3 separate regions of the Homo sapiens genome follow, and regions 1 and 3 are each linked to region 2. A link is an interaction called in ENCODE POLR2A ChIA-PET data of the cell type or tissue named here. Cell type or tissue: HepG2. All regions are shown on one strand. Links, peaks and the distances in the headings refer to the core of each region. The heading gives the core; the rest is flanking DNA.

What was found. Peaks named below come from ENCODE experiments on the same cell type or tissue, not always from the same donor. Only the 100,000 strongest peaks of a DNase experiment are listed, where the experiment ranks them.
Region 1: POLR2A ChIA-PET joins it to region 2 with 10 read pairs; 20 of 35 experiments call an interaction of 5 or more read pairs at or near these places.
Region 3: POLR2A ChIA-PET joins it to region 2 with 13 read pairs; 20 of 35 experiments call an interaction of 5 or more read pairs at or near these places.

Annotation. Positions count from the first base shown.
Region 1 is chr17:48,876,782-48,881,781 of GRCh38, reverse strand. It overlaps LOC105371814 (a long non-coding RNA gene), which reads left to right. Exons shown (of 4, transcript NR_135674.1): 3 at 2,437-2,518. It overlaps LOC124900395 (small nucleolar RNA SNORA68), which reads right to left and starts at 942; the gene lies at 815-942. RefSeq lists an enhancer at 2,591-2,690. In HepG2, for the core only: CTCF peaks have their summits at 2,650 (motif pointing right) and 3,439 (motif pointing right); DNase peaks (open chromatin) are centred at 2,651 and 3,461; H3K27me3 peaks cover 859 bases.
Region 2 is chr17:48,793,335-48,799,524 of GRCh38, reverse strand. TTLL6 (tubulin tyrosine ligase like 6) reads left to right here. Exons shown (of 16, transcript NM_001130918.3): 7 at 2,321-2,464; 8 at 3,379-3,464. Among named protein-coding and RNA genes, the nearest start is that of TTLL6, 21 kb to the left of the region's middle. In HepG2, for the core only: no CTCF peak of the experiment used is centred there; DNase peaks (open chromatin) are centred at 3,724 and 4,734.
Region 3 is chr17:48,869,287-48,875,054 of GRCh38, reverse strand. LOC105371814 (a long non-coding RNA gene) reads left to right here. Exons shown (of 4, transcript NR_135674.1): 4 at 16-195. It also overlaps the pseudogene SUMO2P17. Among named protein-coding and RNA genes, the nearest start is that of ATP5MC1, 21 kb to the left of the region's middle. In HepG2, for the core only: no CTCF peak of the experiment used is centred there; a DNase peak (open chromatin) is centred at 3,204; H3K4me3 peaks cover 477 bases.

The sequences.
Region 1 (5,000 bases), core at 1-5,000, 83 kb before region 2:
GCGTGAGTCACCTCACCCAGCCAGTGCATCATTAAGTGACTTTCTCAAGGTCTCGCAGCCAGTTGATGGTGAAGACAGGATTCCTGTCCAGGAAGGAAACTCGAGTGAAGCAGGAATTGTTAGGGAGATAGGAGAGCCACAGGTGTTCTGGAAGCTCTCCTGGCTCCTCTTAGCATGCTCTGCTCCCTTGTCTCACCTGTACTCCCACCTGAAAGTTCCCCACCCACCCTGGCCTCATCATCTCAGCACTAATGTCTTCAGCTGAGACCACCTGAGAGGCAGGTACTGTGTCTCAGTGTCTGAGATCCTGGTCCTGGATATGCCTGATTCTCTGAATGGCTGGGTCAGGCCTCCCTCTTGTTTGGCACAGAGTTCTGGTCAGAGCATCACGTCCTGTTTTGTTTGGTTTGGTGTTCTTGAGGAGTTTATTTGGTCACACCCAGGGTGAGAGGGCCCTTCACCTGTAAGATGTCGGGCCTCTTGGTGGTGACACGTGGCTTGTTGCTGGCCACAGAGGACCCAGTGAGGCAGCAGGAACTCAACCTTGGAGTCATGGAGCTGTGTGACTGCTGGCCAGTTGCACTTGCTGGCTGCAGTCTCCTCCACCTTCATGATCTGGATGAAGTGGGCCCAGGTGCGGTGCTGGGTGCCCGCGTCTCGGTCTGCAGAAAACGGGAGAGGGCAGGGTGACTGCAATCACTGGGATCTGGGCATTTGACAAACCTCATATCAAGTACCTGGCACATTCTGTCAGGCACAGCAATTGCTTGGGAGCTCCCACTTGGGATTAACTGGGGGACTGGGTGACCATGAGTGGCGTAGAACCTCCAAAGTCACTTTGAGGGGCCCAACCACAGCCCCTCAAAGGCGACAAGATCTTCCTGTTTGTTCCTCTGTTTAAACCACTGCTGCAAGAAAAAGAGTCTTAAGTTTAAGTGCGACATGTCCTACTTTTGTTTTGTTTTTTTGTTTTATATATTTTATTTTTTGCTTTTTAGTTTTTATTTTTTGAGACGGAGTCTCACTCTGTCGCCCAGGCTGGAGTGCAATAATAGCATGTGATCTCGGCTCACTGCAACCTTCGCCTCCCAGGTTCAAGCTATTCTCCTGCCTCAGCATCCTGAGTAGCTGGTATTTCAGGTGCCCATCAGCACACTGGGCTATTTTTTTTTTTTAATTTTTTTTTTTGAGATGGAGTCTTGCTCTGTGGCACAGGCTGGAGTGCAGTGGCGCAATCTCGGCTCACTGCAAGCTCTGCCTCCCGGGTTCACACCATTCTCCTGCCTCAGCCTCCTCAGTAGCTGGGATTACAGGTACTCGCCACCACACCTGGCTAATTTTTTTTGTATTTTTTAGTAGAGACGGGGTTTCATCGTGTTAGCCAGGATGGTCTCGATCTCCTGACCTCATGATCCACCCGCCTCGGCCTCCCAAAGTGCTGAGATTACAGGCGTGAGCCACCGCGCCTGGCCTATTTTTTGGATTTTTATTAGAGATGGGGTTTTGTCATGTTGGCCAGGCTGGTATCAAACTCCTGACCTCAGGTGATCTGCCCGCCTCACCCTCCCCAAGTGCTGGCATAAGCCACCGCACCCGGCTTTGTTTTATTTTTGAGACGGAGTCTCTCTCTCTCTCTCACCCAGGCTGGAGTGCAGTGGTGCGATCATGGCTCACTGCAGCCTTCACGTCCTGGGTTCAAGTGGTCTTCACACCTCAGCCTCTCAAGTAGCTGGGACTACAGGCTCATGCCACCATGACCTGCTAATGTTTGTTTTTTTTTTGTAAAGATGCAGTCTCGCTATGTTGCCCAGGCTGGTCTTGAACTCCTGGCCTCAAGTGATCCTCCTGCCTTGGCCTCCCAAAGTGCTGGGATTACAGGCATGAACCACTGGGCATGGCCTGTTTTCTGTTTTTTTTTTTAAGAGACAGGGTCTCACTATGTTGCCCAGGTTGGAGTGCAATGGCTATTCACAGGTGTGATCATAGCTCACTGCAGCCTCAAACTCCTGAGCTCAAGCAGTCCTTCCATCTCAGCCTCCCGAGTAGCTGGGAGTACAGGTGAGCACCACCACACCTGGCTCACTTCCTGTTTTTTGAGTGGGAGTTTCACTATCTGGTCCCACCTGCCTCTCTAGCTGGGTCTTGACTGTTCGGTACTATGCATGCTCCAGCTTTGCCACACCTCTTGCTGGCCCTCAACAAGCCTGCATTTCTACACTGCCATTCCTTCTGCCCCGAATGCCTTTCCTCCCCAGCACTACATGGCAAACTTCTACACATCCTTCAAGGCCCATCTTGAATGCCACCTTCCCTGTGATGACCTCCCCTATTGCCCCAGACTTATTTCCTTGCCTTCAGTGCTCCCATAGAACTTGGTGCACATCTACTCCAGTAGTCATTGCACAGAACAGTAATCATTTGTTTATGTGTTTGCAGTCACTGCTACAACATGGTGACCTCCTGGAGAACAGGGACGTGTGGTGTTTCTCTTTGTATTTGTCTTTTGTTCCCAGAACAGGTAAGTACACGGTGCCGGGTATAGGTAGGTACTCGCTCAATAAATGTGAATGAGTGAACGAGTGGTGGGGTTGATCTTATCCTGAAAGAGGGAGCTCCCCACCTGCACTTTCCTGTAGCAATCTCTAGAGGGCAGTCTCACACCATGCTTGTCTTCTCTAGCCTCCGCCCAAGTTGCTTTTTTTCTACCATAGACAGCTCAGATAGATATGGGTGGGTGGATAGATGGATGGAAGGATGGACAGATGGACGAATGAACGAACGGATGGATGGATGGGTGGATGAATAGATAGATAGGGTGGGCATGGTTCACATGGGCTCTGGAGTTGACAAGCTCTGGGACCAGGGAATCCAACCAAGTCAGCCTAAGCACTGGAGGGACTGCTGGCCCATCCCTTAGACACAATGGCTTAGGAGCTAGGGCTTATTATTGAAACCTGGAAAAAAGTTATTGTTTTCAAAATAAAAAAGACAGTTGCAAAATGGCATTGGATAAATATTGAAATAAATGGCTACAAAACAAAATCTCAACCAACTGCAACTCAACTCAGTTTGTATATATAGTTTATGTATAAACCACATTTCAGGCAGGGCATGGTGGCTCACGCCTGTAATCCCAGCACTTTGGGAGGCTGAGGTGAGCGGATCACCAGAGGTCAGGAGTTTGAGACCAGACTGACCAACATGGGGAAACCCCATCTCTAATAAAAATACAAAAATTAGCCAGGCGTGGTGGCACTCCAGCCTGGGCGACAAGAGCGAAACTCCATCTCAAAAAGAAAAAAAAAATTCTGTGGGATGTCAGTGCATTTTAATATTTTTGACATGATGTGGGCACTCCTTAAAGTGTCAAGGGCCCTTGACTTCTTGGAAAGGCCCTGCAAGGAGCAAGCAGAATGGAACCCAATACTCCCCACCAGAGGGCTCAGGACTCTGTTCATTATAAGTCCCAGTGCTGAGTCTGAGGCTGCAGGTCCAGTCCCTCTTCCTGCTGAGGGCTCTGGAGCCAAGCCCACGAAGATAACATTCAGTAACACAGGCTGCCCTCAACCACAGTCTTTCCTAATCTCAAGGTAAGATGGGAGAGGGGTGGTGGTATTTCATTTACTTAAGCTCCTACATGGGGGAGATACTGAATAGGAAGAGGCTGTCTCCTGGGACTGCTGGCTCGGGGGTGGAATGGACAGGAGACAAGAACAGAACCAAGTGTCGTGTACGCATGCCTGTAGTCCTGGCTACTCAGGAGGCTGAAGGTGGGAGGATCACTTAAGCCTGGGAGATTGAGGCTGCAGTGAGCCGAGATTGCACCACTGTACTCCAGCCTAGGTGACAGAATGAGAGCCTGTCTCCAGAAAAAAAAAAAAGTCAAGATTCAAGGGCATCTGATGTCAAACCTAGTGCTCTTAATCACTACATCATAATCATACCCTCTTTCAGAGTGACCTGCCCAATTTCACAAAGCTGTTAATCAGGTGGCAGGGAAGAACACGTATTGAGTGCTTACAATCAGCGTGTGTCAGGCGCTGCTCTAAATGCTCTACCCATTTTAACTCATCTAGCTGTAGCAGAGACTATAATTGTCAATGCCATTTTACAAATGGGGAAACCAAAGCCAAGAGCGGTTGAGTGACTTGTCTAAAGTTGCCACCAGACAGTCTAGTTCCAGAGTCTGGGCTCTTCACCATGATGACCTACTAGCCTGTCTACTTTATGGAGGGACAAGGTTTGGGGTTGTCAAAACTCGGGGTCAAAAATGACAGGACAAATGGAATAGAGGATGGGCAGGATGGATGCAGGGGTATGTGAGGTATGTGAAAGAGGTGAAACATGAAGGAGAACCCAACCACAGATGTTCACAGATGTTCTCTGCTGTTTCCTCAGTAGGAACTCAATGCTGAGTTCCTATCGAAACTACTGACAGCATATCTCCCCAAATATCATTTCCTTAAAAGGCATTTTGTCAGTGTCCTTTTTTTTTTTTTTTAAGAAATGGCGTCTCACTTTGTTGCACAGGCTGGAGTGCAGTGGTGTGATCTTGGCTCACTGCAACCTCAGCCTCCCAGGTTCAAGCAATTCTCCTGTCTCAGCTTCCTGAGTAGCTGAGATTACAAGCACTTGCCACCACACCCAGCGAATTATTGTATTTTTAATAGAGCTGGGGTTTCACCATGTTGGCCAGGCTGGCCTCGAACTCCTGACCTCAAGTGATCTGCCCGCCTTGGCCTCCCAAAGTGCTGGGATTACAGGCCATGCTCAGCCTGTCAAAGTGTCTTACTTAGCAAATACAGCTGCTTTGCAAACAGGGGTTCCTTTTTCCCTTGTGACTAGGGCCACTGTTCTGCCAGAATGGCTATCTAGTCCTCCAGATAGGGTTAGGAGCCACTTTGTTGAGAAGGATATGAGCAAGATGGCTGTGCAGGGGGAATGACTGGTGTGGACTTCATCAGAGATTGAATTAAGTGATGGAAAGGGAACGTTCCATG
Region 2 (6,190 bases), core at 1,191-6,190:
GGGGATGGAGGGTGAAGGTGGAGGTGGAGCTGACCTGGCTTCTGCCTTGCACTTTGTCAGACCAAACGTTCTGACCGGGGTGCTGACACGTGCCCGGGCCAGAGTGTCTGTTATCCTTTTACCCTTGTCAATTGGTCTGGCCCTGCCAGGCTGGCCCTTTTCCTGTAACACATTAGGGCTAGGAGAGCACCTTTGGTTTGGGGAAGCCCTCATGTGGGAAAGGGGCATGATGCTGGAGAGCAATCAGCTTTTCTCTTTGACTTGAGGTCATAGGTCACAGCCCACTGTGGGGAGGGAGCCCTCTAGGAGTGTGGACAGAGGGGGACACACTGATCTCTCTGGGAAGAAATGGCCAGGGGACAACATTGCAGGGAGAACTCTTGTAGAACTGCAACTATGCATTGGCTGGGCAAAGTGGCTCACGCCTATAATCCCAGCATTTTGGGAGGCCGAGGTGGGTGGATTGCTTTGAGCTCAGGAGTTTCAGACCAGCCTGGGAAACATGACGAAACCCTTTCTCTACAAAAATTAGCCAGGCGTGGTGGCACATGCCTGTAGTCCCAGCTACTCTAGAGGCTGAGGCTGGAGAATTGCTTGAGCCCGGGAAGTGGAGGTTGCAATGAGCCAAGATTGTGCCACTGCATTCCAGCCTGGGCAACAGGGTGAGACCCTGGAGACCCTGTCTCAAAAAAAAAAAAAAAAAAAAAGAACTGCAACAATATGTAGTCCCGAATGGTGACAATATGTCCATTCATCAAAATACTTTATTTTATTTTTATTTCTTTAGAGATAGGGTCTTGCTCTGTCACTCTGGCTGGAGCGCAGTGGCACAATCATAGCTCATTGCAACCTCAAACTCGTGAGTTCATGCAATCCTCCCACCTCAGCCTCCCCAGTAGAGCTAGGATTACAGGCACATGCCACCACATCTGGCTAATTTGTAATTGTTATTTTTTTTGAGACAGAGCCTCACTCTGTTGCTCAGGCTGGAGTGCAGTGGTGCAATCTCGGCTCACTGCAATCTCTGCCTCTCAGGTTCAAGTGATTCTCCTGCCTTAGCCTCCCAAGTAGCTGGGATTACAGGCACCCACCAGCACACCCGGCTAATTTTTGTATTTTTAGTAGAGACGGGGTTTCACTATGTTAACCAAGCTGGCCTCAAACTCCTGACCTCAAGTGATCTGCCTGACTTGGCCTCCAAAAGTGCTGGGATTACAGGTGTGAACCCTTGTGCCCAGACTAATTTTTTATTAAAAAAAAATTTCTTTGTAGAGGTAGAGTCTCTATGTTGCTGAGGCTGGTCTTAAACCCCTAGCCTCAACAGATCCTCCTGCCTCGGCCTCACAATGTGCTGGGATTCCCAGTGTGAGCCACTGCACCTGGCCTATCAAAGAATTTTTATCTATTTATTTTTTTTGAGACAGGGTCTCACTCTGTCACCCAGGCTGGAGTGCAGCGGTGTGATCAGGGTTCACTGCAGCCTCGACCTCCTAGGCTTGAGCAATCCTTCCACCTCAGCCTCCTGAGTAGCTAAGACTTCAGGCATACACCACCACACTTGGCTAATTCTTTTTTTGAATTTTAGTAGAGAAAAGGTCTCACTTTGTTGCCCAGGCTGGTCTTGAACTCCTGAGGTCAAGCAATCCTCCCTCTTCGGCCTCCCAAAGTATTGGGATTATAGACATAAACCACTGCACCTGGCCCATCAGAGGACTTTTTTTTTTTTTTTTTTTTTTTGAGATGGAGTTTTGCTCTTTCGCCCAGGCTGGAGTGAAGTGGCGTGAACTTGGCTTGCTGCAATTTCTGCCCCCCGGGGCTCAAGTGATTCTCCTGCCTCAGCCTCCTGAGTAGCTGGGATTACAGGGGCCCACCACCGCGCCTGGCAAATTTTTGTATTTTTAGTACAGACGGGGTTTTGCCATGTTGGCCAGGCTGGTCTCGAACTCCTGACCTCAGATCATCCATCCGCCTCAGACTCCCAAAGTGCTAGAGTTACAGGCATGAGCCACCACGCCTGGCTTCAGAGGACTTTTTAATGTTACTTTGTTTAGTTGCCAAGGTGCCTCTTAGAGGTGGTTACTTGTGTCACTTGACAGATCAGGAAACCAAGGCACAGTGTGGTTTAGTGACCTCCACAGGGTCACATGTTGGGACACAGAGCCCAAGTCTCCTTGTTCCTCTCTCTGACCCTGGACAAGCCTGCCCTCCACAACACTAGGCAATGTTGGAGCCAACTCCATGGAAACAAGGCGGGAGCTAGTGATTTTCAAGTGTAAATTTCTCCTCTAATGCATGTCTGACTTCTGTTCTCTCCTTCCAGCCCTTTATCATTGATGGGTTTAAGTTTGACCTACGGATTTATGTACTGGTGACATCCTGTGACCCTCTCAGGATTTTTGTGTACAATGAAGGACTGGCCCGCTTTGCGACGACCTCTTACTCCCGCCCTTGCACAGACAACCTGGTGAGCTAAGGAGACACACTACCTCACCCTACCCCCATAGCGTGATTAAAAAAAAAAAAATTCTAGTTAAATCCACATCCTCAAGACATTGTGAGTGTCATTTGTTGAGCACTTGCTATGTGCCGGGTTTCATTTAGCGCTGCCAGGATCCCTCAGAGAGAGGGATTATTATCCCCATTTTACAGATGACGAGATTAAAACCCAGAGCATAAGGGACTTGTCCAAGGTCACACAGCTAGGAAGAGGTGAGTCTGGGGCTTGTGGCCAGGTCTGCCTGACTCCAAAGCCAGAACCACAGTTCAGGGGTAATCAAGGAGAAAAGGCCGTGGATGAGCAACCCTGCCATCCCCACCTTTCCTGGACCCCCAGGACTCCTGAAGTTTTTCTCAGGCTGGGCACCACCCAATCTCAGAAAGAACTGGAGTTTCTTTTTTTTTTTTTTGAGATGGAGTCTCGCTTTGTCGCCTAGGCTGGAGTGCAGTGGCATGATCTCGGCTCATTGCAACCTCTGCCTCCTGGGTTCAAGCGAGTCTCTTACCTTAGCCTCCTAAGTAGCTGGGATTACAGGTGTGCACCACATCCCCGGCTAATTTTTGTATTTTCAGTAGAGATGGGATTTCACCATGTTGGTCAGGCTGGTCTTGAACTCCTGACCTCGTGATCTGCCTGCCTCAGCCTCCCAGAGTGCTGGGATTACAGGCATGAGCCACCACGCCCAGCAGAATTGGAGTTTCTTAGGCTCGAGGCTGCAGGACACCCCTTCTTACTTCCTGTATTTTGCCACACTAAATAAGCCCTAAAACTTCCCTTTCTTTCCATCCCTTCAAGCCCCAGGGGCCATGGGAGGGCACAGAGAGGAAGCAGGGGGCCTGCCCTTCCGAGCTGACCCGACAGATGTGTGTCTTTTTCCCCAGGATGATATCTGCATGCACCTGACTAATTATTCCATTAATAAGCACAGTTCAAATTTCAGTCGAGATGCACACTCTGGCAGTAAGAGGTAAGGAAGAGGCTTCATTTTTCTTTCCTTTCCCTACCAACCTCAGAACTGCTTTCTGGGATTCTACCCAAACCCTGTTAGTCCCCATCAGTGTTTCCATCTTGGGTCACATGGTCTGAGAATATACTCCTTTGCCTCGCAACCCAGAACAAATTCCTTCATCTCTGCCCTCTTGGCTGTTAATCATTAAAAGAAGGCCCCATCGTAAACCCTGGGAGGCTGGGAGGAGGAGAGATAAACATGAGCTGTTTCCCCAGCAGAATATATACACACACCAAAACATACCCTTATTACAGTTGGCCCTTCTGATATTTCCAAATCAACAGATATTTATTGATCGCTAGTCTGCCACGTGAGAAGGACTTGCCAGGCAGTCATTGCTTGGCCCATGTTCCCCTGGACGTTGCTCCATTAGAGATTCTCAAATGATGTGTCACAGTGCCCTGACATGTGGCTAGCCGGCTTGAAGATTCCTCAGAAGGGGGGAAATTGAGAGCAGTTCATGAGAGTATCTTCACGAGAGGCTTTTCCATTCCTGTTATTGTCTAATCGGGTCTCATTTGAGTTTTAAGAAAACGGGGGACTGAAGAATGTGAACTTGACCAGGTGAAGGAGGAAAGGGAAAAGGAGCAAGTATTTCTGAGGCTTCATGTGTGTTGGGGTCTGTGCTTGGTGCTTTCTGTGCATTTTTTATTGCTGAATTTTTCTTTTCTTTTCTTTTTTTTTTTTTTCTTTTGAGACTGAGTCTTGCTCTGTCGCCAGGCTGGAGTGCAGTGGTGCGATCTTGGCTCACTGCAACCTCTGCCTCCCGGGTTAAAGCAATTCTCCTGCCTCAGCCTCCCAAGTAGCTGAGACTATAGGCATGTGCCACCACACTCCGCTAAGTTTTGTATTTTTAGTAGAGACAGGGTTTCAGCATATTGGCCAGGATGGTCATGATCTCTTCACCTCGTGATCTTCCCACCTCAGCCTCCCAAAGTGCTGGGATTACAGGCGTGAGCCACCGCGCCCGGCCTATTCTTGAATTTTTCACAGCAACACTATGGCAAAGGCATTACTATCTGCCCTCTGTAGGTGGAGAACTGTGAGTTAGGTGCCATCTCCATCTTACAGATGAGGAAACTGAGTCTCAGAGGTTGCGTGAGTTGCCCCAGGTCCCGCAGCTGTGACTGCTAGACTGGGTGGAGAAGCGAGGTCTGTTAGACCCCAGAGCTCATTCTCTTTCCGCTGCACCAGGCTTCAAAGGACCTCTGAACAGGCAATTAGTTTGGCTTCAGACCATCAGAGAGGCATGTGACAGTTCATGACCCCCTCAGTGGCAGCATTCCAAAAAGCACACAGAAAATCGCTAAGTTAAGGCTGCTTAAAGGGGATGTGGAAGGCTGGTGGGAGGCAGTCTCCCCCTTTTCCAGAAGATGTCAGCCACCTGTGCTGCCTGAAGCTCTGCGACTTCCTCCTCTCCTCCCCACCTGGGCTGTGGGCATCAGCTGGGCCTCTTGCATTGCTGCGTTCTGAGCGTGGCACTCTGGGAGGTCTAGTTTGTAGTCCCGGCTCCGACACTTGCCAACTAGGCTTGGACAAGTTACTTCATCTCTCTGAGCCTGCACTTCTTGGTCTGGAGGATGAACGTGATGAGACTCCCTGCCCTGCCCTGCCACCTCACAGGGTCTCTGTGAGGTTCAAATGACTTGTGATGGCAACACAGACAGTGTGCGTGGTTACTGTCATTTTTCCTTAGTCTAAGGGCACAGAATGGAAAGGTTCTCATTTTCCTCCTCCAATGAGAATTGGCACCCCAACAGCAGGCCCTGGGCCCTCGGCTGTGATGGAGGGGTGTCTCGGGGTAGCAGAACTAAGGTGAGGTTGCAAGGCTTCAAGTGTTGTTCTGCCTCTTCCATTTCCCCTGTCCTCTTCCTCTGTTCATCTCCCTCTCACCCCACTGTACTTCTCCATCCACTCTCTCCTGGAGCAGCCGTGTGCCCCCGTGGCCTCCGCCTGCCCTTGCTGGGCTCAGCCTGTCTCCCTTGGGCTCCAGGTCCATCTCTCCTCAGTTCCACCTGGACGTCTTCAACTCAGCATTTCCCAGAATGGGTGTATTCTCTCTCCTTGCCTCCACCGCAGCACTCCAAATTGGTCTCCCTGCCCAACTTCCCCATCTCTACCTTCTCATCTCCAGGGGTGGAGAGCTTGGACATTTCTTTTCCTAGTGATAATTTACATACTTGAACCCACTTAATCCTCCTCACAACAACACTATGAAGTCAGCATTATCATCATCCCTATTCTGCATATTAGGAAACTGAGGTGTGAAAAAGTTAAGTAACTTACCTGGGTCGCACAGCTAGGAAGCTGGGATTGAAACCAGGGCTGCCTGACCCCCGAGTTGGTGCCCTTACCCACTAAGCCATGCTGCCCGTGCCATCCACTTCATGGACAGGGCACTGTCTTTTTTTTTTTTTTTCTTGAGACGGAATCTTGCTCTTGTCACCCCAGACTGGAGTGCAATGGCGCGATCCCGGCTCACTGCAAAAGTTTCGACTCCCGGATTCAAGCGATTCTCTTGCCTCAGCCTCTCAAGTAGCTGGGATTACAGGCGCCCACCACCATGCTTGGCCAATTTTTTGTATTTTTACAACCCTCATGGTCAACATCAGCCATCGCCCATAACTATTCTTTGCCCAGTGCACATTTGTCTTTTGTCCCTAGTTGTACTTTGCTCCTTGAGG
Region 3 (5,768 bases), core at 769-5,768, 76 kb before region 2:
TATTGTGAACAACAGGGATTGTCAATGAGGTAGATCAGATTCCCATTCGACGGGCAACCAGTCAATGAAACAGACACACCTGCACAGTTGGAAATGGAGGATGAAGATACAATTGATGTGTTCCAACAGCAGACGGGAGGTGTCTACTGAAAAGGGAACCTGCTTCTTTACTCCAGAACTCTGTTCTTTAAAGACCAAGATTACATTCTCAATTAGAAAACTGCAATTTGGTTCCACCACATCCTGACTACTACCGTATAGTTTTCTCTGTTCTTTCATTTCCCCCTTCCCCATTCCTTTATTGTACGTAAAGTAACTGGTATATGTGCACAAGCATATTGCATTTTTTTTTTTTAACTAAACAGCCAATGGTATGTTTTGACTGACATCAAGGGGAGACGGGATGGGGAAAAATACTGATTCTGTGAAAATACCCCCTTTCTCCATTAGTGGCATGCTCATTCAGCTCCTATCTTTATATTCCAGTAAGTTATTTTGCTCTCACTGTTTTAACAACAACAACAAAACAACAACAACAACATAAAAATCCTTGCATACCTTGTTCAATTGGAGAATTTTAATGTTTTTCATTTATCATTGTAAAACCAAGGACAATTTTATAACTTTTTTGTACGTAGCTGTTACATGTAGGGTAATCTGTCTTTAAGTAAGGATAAATTACTCTAAAACAAAAAAGAATCCTACATAGTTTTCCCTTCAAGTCAAGCGTCTTGTTGTTTAAATAAACTTCTTGTTTAAAATGAAAAAAAAAAAAAGAAGCTAGATCTCACATTGTGTTCTTACCACAATAAAAACAAAGTTATGACAGATAAGTAGGTAGTCAGCAGAAAAACAAACAAACAAAAAAAAAAAACAAAGAAAAAAGAAAACAAAGTTAACTCAGAAAAAAATAAAAGGAGATTATACACGGCAGATGTGGAACACAACAAAAATAATACTGTTGTTCACTATGTGTTAACAGGGACTGAAGCTGGCTACAGAAAGAATGTCCCAGCAACAAAGAGTGGGAAGCCCTGAGCAAATTGTTAAAAGCTCCTTCTCAGTTTCTTCCCAAGAGAAGTTTTCATCTCAGGGGTGGTCATTTCTGGAGGCAGGGGCCTGCAGGAGACACCTTGGTAACAGGCAGGTCTGTTTGGCTTCCTGAATCCATGACAGTTGATAAGCAAGGCCCCTTCAGATGCTCTGTTGGGCATTGCCTGGAGTGTGTAACCAGATGGAGTGCCTGCATTTCCAAGATCATTTATAGCTGTTTCCTGTACCCGAGTAAATTTTTTATTTTAAAGGTGCCTCCTGGCCTGACCCAAATTTCGGCTTAACATTAGCAGTTACTTCTCTTTGGCTGAGCAGATGAACTGCAAAAACTCCCAGAGTGAAAGAGGGAAGGAGGGTGGGGTTGGGTGAGGTGGCAGGGATGGGTTCCGGAAGATGGGAGGTGGGCCTGGTTCATCACCAGGGCCTCTCTGGTAAACTGGAAGGCCAGGCAGGCTACTGGCAAAGAAAGAGTTACTGACCATCAGCTGAAGGGATGGCAAGCAGTGAAGGAGGCTCTGGCCCAGCAATTCTTATCTTCAGGAAAGTTTAAGAGTCATTGTCACTTGCAGGGAATTTCCTGGACTATGAATTTTATTGCAGAGAGGACAGAATGGCTGGGTGGGAGGAAGTTAGCCTCAGGCTCCACACCCACCCCTCCCATTCCCCCACAGCTGGGTTTGCTGTTTCTCCAAACAATTTAGTGTTAACAACATAAACCCTGGTCCAGCCTGACCTTCTGCAGCTGTGCGGCCTTCAAGTCTTTATCCTTGCTAAGCCTTGGCTCCCTCATCTATAAATGGGCTTAATAACAGCACTTGCTTATAGTAAATGCCGAATATATGTTGGGTTTGAATAATGATGAGGAAAGCTGGGGCCAGAGATTTGCACTGAGGAGAATGAACAGAAATCTGTCCCTGTTCTTCTTCTTCTTCTTTTTTTTTTTTAGACGAGTCTTGCTCTGTATCCCAGGCTGGAGCGCAGTGGTGCAATCTCGGTTCACTGTAACCTCCACTTCCCGGGTTCAAGTGATTCTCGTGCCTCAGCCTCCCAAGTAGCTGGGATTACAGGCACCCACGACCACGCCCAGCTAATTTTTGTATTTTTAATAGAAACGGGATTTCACCATGTTGGTCAGGCTGGTCTCGATCCCTTGACCTCAGGTGATCTGCCCGCCTCGGCCTCCCAAAGTGCTGGGATTACAGGCATGAGCCACCATGCCCAGTCTGTCCCTGTTCTTGGGAGTTGATTAGAGGAACAAGACAGGCATGCATCAAAATAAATGCACTTGGTTGCCTCGTCTAATCAATGGTGCAAAAGCACCAATCTTGAAAACAATTTCTAGTTACACCTTGTAGTATATTTTGGGTTCTTGTTTGTTTGTTTGTTTTGGAGATGGAGTCTTGCTCTGTCGCCCAGGCTGGAGTGCCTTGGCATGATCTTGGCTCACTGCAAACTCCACCTCCTGGTTCAAGCAATTCTCCTGCCTCAGCCACCTGAGTAGCTGGGACTACAGGCACCCACCACCTCGCCCAGCTAATTTTTTGTATTTTAGTAGAGATGGGGTTTCACCCTGTTGCCCAGGCTGGTCTTGAACTCCTGAGTTCAGGCAATCCGCCTGCTTCAGCCCCTCAAAGTGCTAGGATTACAGGCATGAGCCACGGTGCCTGGCCCCTTGTAGTACATTTTGTCTTCCCAGTCTATTTTGAGATGTTATTCAAGTAAATGTGTGTCCCCAGGGCTCCAGCAGGCTCACAGCAGGAAGCAGCAGTCAGGAAGTACAAGGTGGCAAGCAGGACACTGGGTCAGAACGTGTTCTGGACCCACTGGCAGGTGAGGTTTGCTGAATTCTACACAACAGCAGCTACCACGTCCCTGTGTTCTGGAGCCAGGGAAGGCTTCCAGACAGAAGGGGCTTCTCCCTGTAATTTGAGGGAGATTATTGGCTCAGGCAAAGGTGAGAGGGTTTAAAGAGGAAAAAAAGAGAAGAACCGAGCAGCCTCAAGCTGGAGAAAGCCCTGGGGACCTTGTAGAGATCCTCTTCTGGGGACAAAGACCATGAGGGGTCATAGGTGGCAGAGCAGTGCACAACATCCCAGGGAACAGATGTTGAAGATGGATTAGACCCTGACAACGGATGTGAAATATTGACCCAGCGAAAAGTGCCTGGTGTTTGCACAGGCCAAATCAGTGCAGCAACTTCCATGGGAGGAGGGGCCGGAAAGTACCCAGGTCCAAAGGTCACTCTCCACACTCCCACACACTCTCCCAGGGCCCACAAGTCAGTCTCCAGCTCAGGGAGGATTTAAAGGAGGACGCGTGTGTTGGAAATCAAGGCAGGCATTCACGGGCATGCACGCACACATGCACACAGTCTTTTTTCTTTCCTTGAAGGCTCACCTAGTTCTGTTTGTGTTAAAAAAAAAAAAAAGAACACTCACCTAGGCCAGGCATGGTGGCTCACACTTATAATTCCAGCACTATGGGAAGCCAAGGCAGGAGGATCACTTGAGGCCAGTTCAAGCCCAGCTTGGGCCACATAGCAAGACCCTGTCTCTACAAAAATTTTTAAAAAAAAATTAGCCAGGTGTCATGGCATGTGCCTGCAGTCCCAGTTACTCAGGAGGCTGAGGGAGGAGGACTGCTTGAGCCCAGGAGGTCGAGGCTGCAGTGAGCCATGATCACACCACTCCTGCCTGGGTGAGATAGAGTGAGATACCATCTCAAAACCCAAAAAAACTCACAAGCTCACCTATATATAGAAACAACTAGATGTACTGGGTCGTGGTGGTATATGCCTGCAGTCCCAGCTACTCCGAGGCTGAGGTGGGAGGATCACTTGAGCCCAGGAAGTGAAGGTTGCAGTGAAGTATCGTGTCACTGCACTCTAGCCTGGGTGACAGAGTGAAACCCTGACTGAAAACAATGTTTTAAAAAATGGATGGAAATGCTAATAATTGTGTTTGGTTGATGTAACTATACTTTTGTACTTCATGCATTTCAAGTGTTCTTTAATGAGAATAAATTTTTTTAAAGAGAGAAAAAAGCTTATCTGCCTGTCAACATTAAGTTCCTAAAATCAAAGGTTTCTTTCCAGTCCTACCCTACTAGTATTTGACACTATTGAACTCATTTTCTGAAACTATTTCCTTGCTTGGCTTTCAGCCTTCCCATTTTCTCCTGGTTTTTCTTCCCTTCATGGATGGCTTCTGGTCCCCTGCCTGACTCCTAAAGTTAGCATTATTCAGGGTCTGTCCTCAGCCTGCCCTATCTTTTCTCTCCAGATTTGCTCGTCCACTCCCTTGGTTTCAGCTATGCCACTCATGTCAGGAATAACCTGCAGCTCCAACCCAGCTCTTTGCTGAAACATTTATCCCATTGCCTACTGAGTATCCTCACAAGACCCTCAAATTCAGTTAAAACTTGAACTTCCCTCCCTGAAGTTCAAGCCCTGAAGGCTGCTGTTTCTTCTGTGTGTTCTATCTTGATTGGCTGGGTCAGAATCCTAGTAATCATTTATCTGCCCCTACCTTTCTGTAGTGGGTTGAATGGTGCCCTCCCACCCAAAAAGAGATGTCCACACATGCCACCAAGCCTGGCTTTTTCTTTTTTTGTAGATAGGAGTCTTGCCACATTGCACAGGCTTCTCATACCCTTTACATACTGAACAAGTAATGCCTTATATGACAAAAGGTGATTAAGGATCTTGAAGAAAAGACTTATCCTGGATTAGCCAACTGGGCCCTAAATCCAATGACATATGTCCTTATAAGAGGGCACACAGAGCACACACACTGAGGAGAGGCGGCGGCATAGGAAGGAGGCACTGTGGCCATGGAAGCAGGTTTTGGAGTGATGCCACAAGTCAAGGGACACCAACAACCACTGAAAGAATGGACTGTCCCCTACAGCCTCGGGATGGAGCCTTGTCTCTCACTATGACACACTAGAACACTATACCCTCACCTCACACATGGTTGCAATTCCCTCATCTCAACATGCTCTTTGAGATAATTATAGATTCACATGCGGTTTAAGAACTATGGCCGAGTACAGTGCTGGGAGACTTGCAACCTGGGATTCTGAGCCACTCCTATATCCTCATAACACAATCCTTCCCCACCCTTACCCTACCCCTTGTTAGCGCAAATAAGCTTGTTAATGTGGCTCAACTAGGTTGTGGTGTCTTTCAGGACAGAAACTGATTTCTTTTTATGTTCTAGTATTTTTGCTTACCAGTCCTTCGCATTCTGGTACTGCTTCTCCTTCTGCCTTTGCAGAGAACCTCAGAATACATTCCCCGTGTCTGTCTGCCATCTCTGTCTCTCTGCCTCTTCCAAAGCACACTTCTCTAACATCCTTAACTTGGGCTTTCAAAACACCTTTAATTAACACTGAGGTCCCACAGCTGCCAAGTCCTTAATTTGCAGGATGACTTCCCTTATCTTTTAAGAGTCCTTAGGGCTGCCAACCGGTTAGCTCAGTTGGTCAGAGTGTAGTGCTGTGAGTATCTTTACATTGCTTTTCTGGGTGGTTTTCTCCTTTCCCCATCTGACTGGGAGAGCCCTGAAACCGAAGACTTTTTCCCCCAGCAGTTTCCCAGCTCCCTGAGGGCAGAGACTTCATTAATCTTGCAGATCCCTCAGGGGAAGAACTTTTTACTTTTCAAATCCTGGTCTGATACTAGCTCTGCACACTGTGGGTGCTCAATAAATGTT